Linked DNA regions of Homo sapiens: region 2 is linked to region 1. The links are chromatin loops, found by intact Hi-C in ENCODE. Cell type or tissue: IMR-90. All regions are shown on one strand. Links, peaks and the distances in the headings refer to the core of each region. The heading gives the core; the rest is flanking DNA. Region 1 has its middle 210 kb from the start of LINC02077. Region 2 has its middle 63 kb from the start of LINC02077.

Evidence for each region. Hi-C counts contacts between places; a loop is a spot of excess contacts. Peaks named below come from ENCODE experiments on the same cell type or tissue, not always from the same donor. Only the 100,000 strongest peaks of a DNase experiment are listed, where the experiment ranks them.
Region 2: a loop joins it to region 1, with 2.7 times the contacts of the local background. A loop is called at or near these places in 1 of 110 quality-filtered maps.

The regions. Positions count from the first base shown.
Region 1 is chr3:78,253,153-78,257,562 of GRCh38, reverse strand. No RefSeq gene overlaps it. Among named protein-coding and RNA genes, the nearest start is that of LINC02077, 210 kb to the right of the region's middle. In IMR-90, for the core only: no CTCF peak of the experiment used is centred there; a DNase peak (open chromatin) is centred at 1,922; H3K27ac peaks cover 1,007 bases.
Region 2 is chr3:78,110,184-78,114,593 of GRCh38, reverse strand. No RefSeq gene overlaps it. Among named protein-coding and RNA genes, the nearest start is that of LINC02077, 63 kb to the right of the region's middle. RefSeq lists an enhancer at 1,573-2,074. In IMR-90, for the core only: no CTCF peak of the experiment used is centred there; no DNase peak of the experiment used is centred there; H3K27ac peaks cover 461 bases.

The DNA of each region.
Region 1 (4,410 bases), core at 121-4,120:
ATCTCTGTTCAGCTCAGATCCAGGACCTGGGATGTAGAGTCCCCTGTATGCAGAGCATACCAGCTCTCTTTTTGGAAGCAAAGTAGTAACTTTGATATTTAAGCTTCTGCTGGAAAGCAGCTTAAATTATCTCTGCTCACATACATTGGCCTAAGAATATAAAGTGGTAAATCCAAATTCAAGGGCCTGAGGAGGTATTCTCCTACAGAAAGAATAGAAATGAATTTTTACATGCAATATACAATCTGACATGAAAACTAGGTTGATCTCCATTTTATATCACCTCTAAAAAATAAAAATTGTTTTTATTATGGGCAGAGATGCCTTTCCAGAGATTAATTAAAATGTCACATTCAGTTGAAACAAGTTAAAATCGTAAGAGCTAACATTTACTGTCTTTTCTAAATTCTAGGACTATTTTAGAAATTTATAGGTATTATTTCACTGATGAGTTAGGCATTATTATATCTATTATACAAAAGCAGAGAAACAAGCTCTGAGTGATTTAGTGACTTACCCTCTGTGGTACGGTTAATTAGAAGAAGACAGAATCTAGACCTAGGTGTGTCTGACAACACAAACCATAATTTTCACCACTATGCAACTATGCCTGTCAAAGTCACACCCATCCAAAATGGGTTTCAATTGGAAAACCACTGTAAAAATAACTACAGTATGAATAATTTTCATAAAATAGGCCATAAAAACTAATATTGTAATCTTAAGATATGTCTATAAATCATGAATTGAAAAAGAAAAAATGGTTAGAGTGTTTTGGTCTGGATTAACAGGCTTACACATCTGCAAATCTCCTACCAGTTGGAAAATGGCACATGTATAGTAAATAGCTATAGCTATAAATCCAAACCATCTGCAGTTTGCAAAATGGTATTTAGACCAAGAAAGAAAAAATAAGAAAAGAAAGACACTGTATCACAGCAATATTTTTCAATAAAGTTGCCAGATTAGTATTTCCTTTTGGTCACTATTGCCTGAAACATTTGTTTTTACATTTAACATCTGTATTTTTTTTATAGAAAGTAATCGTTTAATTAATCAAATAGGTCTTTTAAAGAGACAGCATAATCTGTTTTGATTCTTTTATTCTTGGGTAAAATCTTGGATACATGTCATTTTCACTGCTCTCAATTTCTATTTGTATATTTCAGTCTATTCTAAGTGAAAGCAAGCACTTAAATGCACTATCAAATTGAAGATAGATCCTCAGGAAAAGTGGTCTCATTTACATGCAGCTTATAGTGCTTTTTGTAAGAACATGTTTGACTTTGCACTTTTCCTTGGTAGCAAATGGAAACAGAATAAATGTAGTGTGCAGAATTCAGTTGACAGCTTAAAAACCTTAATAGCATTTGGGTCTTTTTATGCTATATATTCCTAACAATGCAAATTTTCAGGGGAGTAAAATCTCTGGTATTTTAACGAAAGGCATTTGCATGATTTCAGATTTCAAAAAAAAGTTCCTGTGACATATCCAGAATATAGAAAAGATATTTTAAAATAAAAGATTACATATTTAGTTCTTATTCAATTAAATTCAGGTAAAAATTGATTATTTGGAAATGTACATGTGAAAGGTGAAAGGAATAGTTTTTTTTTTTTTTAATAAAGAATCTCTGACCTATTGGATGGAAAATTACTTAGGGATTTCATAAGAAAATAATACATAATGACATTTTCTTTGTTAAAGATAGACATATAAAACATTTTATCTATAAATAATTAAAGCTAAAAAAGAATGTCTTTTAAAATACAGAAAACAATTACAAATGAACTTTAGCTTTCCGTTGTGAAATAGTTACAAGAATAAGTTCAAGCTCACTGTAAATTCCAGTTCTTATCTACAGGATATGATGTAAAGACATTGACATGAAATCATGTAAACAATTATATGTAAATGTCTCATCATGAGCTTAATTGAAACCAGACATCATTTTACAGCAGACATTTTGACTTGCCTGTGACTGCACATGAAATCTTGGCTTGGAGTACCTTAAAATCACCACTTGATGATGAAACCAGACTCAGTGCCCTTATCAATCTCAGGTTTTATATGAGAATCTGTTTGAGCAATGGTTTTCAGATCTGTAAAAGTTGACTGCAATCACATAAATATTCTTGACTTCCTCTGGAAGATGTCTATTAATTTTAAAGAAAAATGACCAATATTTTTTAAGTGAACACTAGTAATCACAAAAGCAACTTTGGTTTTGGAGCCACCTTAATTCCTTTGTGGATTGGAAGTGGAGAAGGAGAGATATCAGTGTTTTGTTTGTAAATAATAAAATAGTCTTTACTTTTGGAGAGCTGATAGTAATTTCATCAGTTCTAATATCTTTCGTCAACTCCCTTTTACTCTCAAAAGTTGCTGGTTACACACCTGATTTTGAACACTTTATTACAGAGAGTGGCATAGATTATTTTCTCAACCATACTATTCTGCCTCAAGTTTATTTCATTCTTATCAGCACTGTCAAATTGTGGTTCTCTTTGATTATGTGCATTCATAATGATTCCACTATTATTATATATGATCCTGTAAATGTGAGTGAGGTATGGAAGTATTTCAAACCATTTCAAATAATTGCCATAATATGTCCCCAGAGTTGGCAATTTTTGGGTTATAAAAAACAAATAATTATGGCATTAAATGTGCTTTTTAAAACCTTCTGGATATTATTGTAAATTCACATGCAGTTATAATTATACAGACAGACAGATTCTGTGCACCTCTTACTCAGTTTCCCTCACTAATAGCAGCTTGCAAAATTATAGTACAATATTACAACCAGAATATCAACATTTGTATAATCTACCATTTTTTCTTTGATTTCTCCAATTTTACTTGTATTTGTTTAGCTTTTTCATTCTGTGAGCAATTTTATCACGTGTGAGTCCATGCATCCACGACCACATCAAAATACAGAATTGTTCCACTGCCACAAGGATTCCTCCTGTTACTCTTTCAAAACCAAACATCCTGCCCCCATCCACCCCCTCCCTTAACCCTTGGCAACCACTGTCAATTCTCCATTGCTGTAATTTTGTAATTTCAAAACTGTGATATAAATGGAATCAGCAAATAGGAACAGTTTTATTTCTTTCTAATCTGAATGCCTTTATTTGTCATTGCCTTGTTTCAGTGGCTAGGACTTCAATACTATTTTTAATAAAAGGATTGAAAGAAGACATTCTTGCCTTGTTCTGATCATAAAGAAAATGCATTCAATGTTTTAAATCTTATACTATATTAGTAGGGGTTCTAAAGAGAAACAGAACCAATGGAATATATATACATATATATCCTCTGGGTATAAATATATATTACCATATATTTATATATTATATTTATCATATTGAATATTTATATATTATTTTATATCAGGCAAATAATTTATATTTCTATATTTAATAATTTATATATTATTTATATTTCAATATTTAATAATTTATATATTATATATTATGTATTTTTATAATACATAATATATAATGAGATTTATTATAAGGAATTGGCTCATGTAATTATGGAGGCGAGAAGTCCTATAATTTGTTGTCTGCAGATCGGAGACCCACAAGAGCCTGTGTTGTAGCTTGAAGGCCTGAGAGCCGGAGAACTAACAGTATAGATTCCAGCCTGAGTCTAAAAATCTGAGAAGCAGGAGCACCAAAGGCAGGAGAAGATCAGTGTCCCAGCTCAAACAGGCAGAGGGAGAGTGAACCCAATCTTTCTCTACCTTTCTGTTCTATTTGGATCCTCAGTAAGTTGGATGATCTACATCCACACTGAGGAGGTCTATCTGCTTTGCTCAGTTTACAAATTCAAATGCTAATATCTTCCATAATCACTCTCACAGACATACCCAGAATTAATGTTTAACCAAATACCTGGCATCCTGTGGCCTAGTCAAATTGACACAAAATTAATCAACATATTTACCATTAAGTCTCATGTTCGCTGTGGGTTTGTCATATATGCCCTTTATCAGGCTAAGCAAGTTTTCTTCTAATGCTAGTTTTTGGAGTAATTTTATCAAGAAAACAATGTTGAGTGTGTCAAATGACTTTTCTGCATCTTTTGGGATGATCATGTGGTTTTTTTGCCTTTTGTAGTATTGATGTGGTACATTAATTGGCTTTTAAATGTTCCACAAACCTTGTATTTTGGGGATAATTCTCACTTGGTCATGAGATATAATCTTTTTTATATGCTAAAATTGTTTTGCTAGCATTTTGTTGAAACTTGTGGATCTAATTTACTGAAAGTTATTGGTCTGCAGATTTCTTTCTCTGTATTATCTTTGTTTTGATATCAAGGTAACAATAGTCTCATAAAATGAATTAGAAAGTGTTCACTCCTGTTTTCTGTAGCATATTTTATAAAATTGGTGT
Region 2 (4,410 bases), core at 304-4,303, 140 kb after region 1:
GTGCATGTCTGTGTGTGTGCATGTATTTGGTGGTGTGTAGTGTCTTTAGGGAATGAGCGTTAAGAGAAAGATTGTTAGAATATCAAAGACACCCATACTACCAGTTTTTGTCACCTCTGCCATTGAGAGGAATAACTTTTTTTCATATTTGTGGAGTGAAAATATTAGCCAAAGTCTAGATACTGAGGGCTGTCATTGGCTGAAAGAATTTTTATAAGCAAGAAAAAGAATTTTTTCTTTTGGTTGTAAGCCACAATGATTTCATGTGTCTAAATATAAATAAAGATGCTTCTTAAAGTTCATTTTATGACTGAGGAAAACCAAGTCAAAACTTTTGTGTGTAAATCTCCTTAAACATTTATTACCAATTTCTTATTGAACTTAACCATGATTCTCCTCAGAATCTCCTGTGACAAGTCAAATCTTGAATTATGAAATTGATCAGCTAAAATAATTTAAACATCATTGACATCTCAGGTTAGAGCTGATTTTAAAAAGATAGACTAATTACTAGAAATCTAATTACTAGGATAATTAGATTTAAAATACTAGTTACTAGGATTTTCATAAGGAAAAGAAAAAGGAAACAAATTGAGAATGGTTATTGAAACCTCTTTTCTATTGTAGCATTCAGTTCTGGTCTTCACAGTGTGGTTTCGTAGTAATCATATTTCTTTACTGATAATACTGCTTCATAAAATAATGGGTTGTGCAAAGGTAAAACCATATACCATCTTGTGAAAATGGCTGGGGGTGTTATTCACAGGCAGATCACAAAATAAAGAGAGCTAATTCTCTGTCCTTACTGACTCTTAGAACATTTCTCACAGTGTTTGTAAAAATGTGAATTTTGTATTTATGTTACAATGAACTTGCAAACAAAATAAAGGAGAAAAGTCTTATAATAATGTAAGTGTGAATACAGAAATTCTCAGACACACATGAATATTATCTTTGTGGAGTGCTAAGTAAGGGTTTAACCCAAAATTGATGTAGGAGTGGATATATTTATCATTAAATATGAGGAAATGTTTTTCAGTAAGACTATCCTTTTAATCTCATAGGTGATCTGCTTTCATTTTGGGTAAGGGACAATTCACTATTTATGTGCAAGAAAAGTGATGGCCACAGCCTCCATGAGACCCCAAAAGGATGAGTTCTTAGGAGCAAAGGAATTTGGTAATTACATAAGAGAACTTGTACATTTTAATTGAAAAGAGATTTAAACTATGCCTAGTGAATAAGAAAATCTGATAAATCTTAGAGCTAAAGTGTAGACAGGTAACATGAGGAATGTTGTTAGAGATCATTGTTATGGTACTTGTGAACTTGACCCCAGAGCCACAGAACACTGAGCCCAGTAAAAAATATAGGCAAGGAAACCAATGTTATTCACAAAGGAGGCCTTTTTTGAGTGCTTCCATATGCAAAGTGCTTGATGTACATCATCTCCTTAAAGAGAAGAGCACATTTTACACACTACTTTAGAGCTGGGTGACCTTCGTTCAAGAAACAGCTGACATTTAAAACGCATAGTTTGCCTCAGTGCAGAGAATCCCACACCAAAGAAGCCATTTCCTCAATGCCAAGAATCAGTGAATAACCGAGGAATACAGTGATGCACTGATGCACAAGTGGTGGAGCAGTCAATCCACAGCCGATGGAAGGAATAACTGGGAGCATATCAGTGAACAAACTAGCACGAGGCAACGAGCATGGACCCCAGGAGGCAAAGTGGCAATTCTAAGTGAATGGAATACAGACTCATAGTACAGAGGGTGTTGCCCGGGGATGAACAGAGGAATTGCCCTGAGGCTTAAGTAAAAGTTTGCTTTAAATCAGTGGCTCTGAGCCCTGAATGCTCATTAATATCACCTGGGGAGCTTTCACTTCAACAGTACACCCAAGGCCTCACCAGAGACCAATTAAGCCCAAATTTTCTGAGGGCAGGGCCCAAGCAGCAGTCTATTTAAAAACACTCCAGATGATTACAATATGCAAGTAGAGTTGAGACACATTGCCTTAAAGCTGCTGACCCTACAGAAGAGGCCAAGGAGAGAACATTGCTGGAAATGCTGGGAGGAATTCCTGGCCTTTGGGGCCAAAAGATTTTTGCAATCAAATTTTGACTAGAGATATGACTTCATATGCTTAATTGTGTAATGTTATCTCTTGTTTTCCTGATGTTTATTCTGCTTGCTGAATCAGCAAGACATTTTTTGAAATGCTATAGGCTTCTGTTTATATGATCTAGAGAGAAGACTGGTCTAATAGAAATCAAGGACAGAAAATGCTCCAGTTGGAGTGGATTTGTGATGTTGGCCTCTGCCCTGTTGTAAGATTGCCTGAAATGACTGGGACTGGATTTTCTGTCAAAATGAGTTTTATGGAATTGAGATATGATTAGAAGGCTAGAAAATAACATTAGGAACATATTTCTTGTTCTGTTTCCTTCATATTTCTATATTTCTGTAACTTTTCACTACTCCTAAAGAGAGTAGCTGTTGTATACAAAGAAGCTACTATTATTAGATATTACCTAGTTTTACAGACATAATTTATTATATAATAGTCCTGCTAAATAAATACTGCTATCTTTTTTATGGCATCAAAAACAAAGCCTTAGTGAAATTAAGGTAGTATTTTTTTAAATGTCAAACGTGTTTAGAGTGTGACCAAGAAGTAAAACTCAGGTTTGCTTTAATTCAAAGCCAGTTATTTCAGTAAGTTCAAATTCGTGTGAAATAACTTATCTGATGCCTGATAGTTTGCTAAATGTTTATTTGACTTAAGTAAATAATCTCTTGTGTTTTACTTGTTAGGATGAGAATGATGAATTGATACTGTAATAGTAAGAGACTATCTAAAACCAATGGGAAGGACGTTTGGGGACAGTTTAATTATCTTTTTAATGTATTTTTCTTTGTTTTTTTCTGCAGTTTAATTTGACATGCCTAGATGTAGTTTGTTGACATTTCTTCTCCTTGGTGTTCTGTGAACATACTGGATCTGTGATTGTGTGTCTGACATTAATTTAGGGAAAATTCTCAGTCATTATTTATTCAAATATTACTTCTGTTCCTTTCCCTTTCTCGTCTCATGGTATTGTTATTACATGTATGTTACACTCTTTGTAGTTGTCTCAGAGTTCTTGAATATTCTATTCTGGGTTTTGGGGTTTTGTTTCATTCTTTTAGTCTTTTTCTCTTGGATTTTCATTTTTGGAAGTTTTTATTGACATATCCTTAAGCTCAGAGATTATTTCTCAGCTGTGATGAGTCTATTGAAAGCATTCTTTGTTTATGTTACAGCATTGTTGTGCTGGCAGTATTGTTCCTTTTTTTTTTATCTCTAGCATTTCTTTTTAATTCTTTCTTAGACCTTTCACCTCTTTGCTTACATTATCTATTCTGGCCTTTGTCTCATTCCATGAGAGCTCTTAGCATACGAAAGTTGTTTTAAACTCATGTTCTGATAATTCCAATATCCCTGATAGATCTGTGTCTAGCACTTATGCTTGCTATGTCAGTTAAAAAAAATTTTTTTTTTGCCTTTTAGTATTCCTTGCATTTTTTTTCTTTGAAAGGGGACATAATATACTTGGTTGAAGGAACCAAGTAAAAGGAATGTTGTAAAAAGCCTTTAGTATGTACCCTAAAACTTAAAGTATAATAATAATAAAATTTTAAAAAACAGATCAATCATGAAAATAAGTTCACAAAATTAAAAAAAAAAGGCCTTCAGTAATGTAGTGGTAAGGGGTGGAGAGAGGGAAAATGTTCTGTAGTCTTATGATTAGGTGTCAATCTTTTAGTCAGCTTTAGCCCTTGGGCTGTGAACTTCACAAGCAGTTTTCAGTTCTTTCTTTACTTCCCCCCACTCCCGCCCCCCACTCTTAGGTAGTACAGAATAACTAGAGAGGGCTAGTGTTGGATATTTATTTTTCCACAGGCTGATTAGGCTCTGGTAAAATCCCAGTAGTTTAAGCTCTAGTAAGAAACTGTTTCCTGAGGGCAGGCTTTGTTAAGAAAACCAGGATACTCTGGTATATTTCAATGGTTACTTTTTTCCCCTCTTTGTGCTGGAAGTATGAAGGGGATTCGTCTCCAATATTTACTGTGAGAACCTGGTAGAGCTCCCAGAGGGAAAACTCACAGAAGTGTAGGGGACCTCTCATAACTGGTGCCCCTGGAGTTTTTAACTCCTGGATTTGACCACAGTGAGTCTACAATAAATGGTCAATCACTAGTTGAGGTTTTCCTATCCACGCAGCTAGTTGTTCATGCAGGGGTTTCTGCTCGTGTAAGTTATGATTCTCTCCGTCTACCTGTCTCTCCAGCTTTAGGAGCAGTGGTTTGGCCTACAACCTCACTTATCTGAGGAATCTAAGAAGAGGTGTTGATTTTTCCA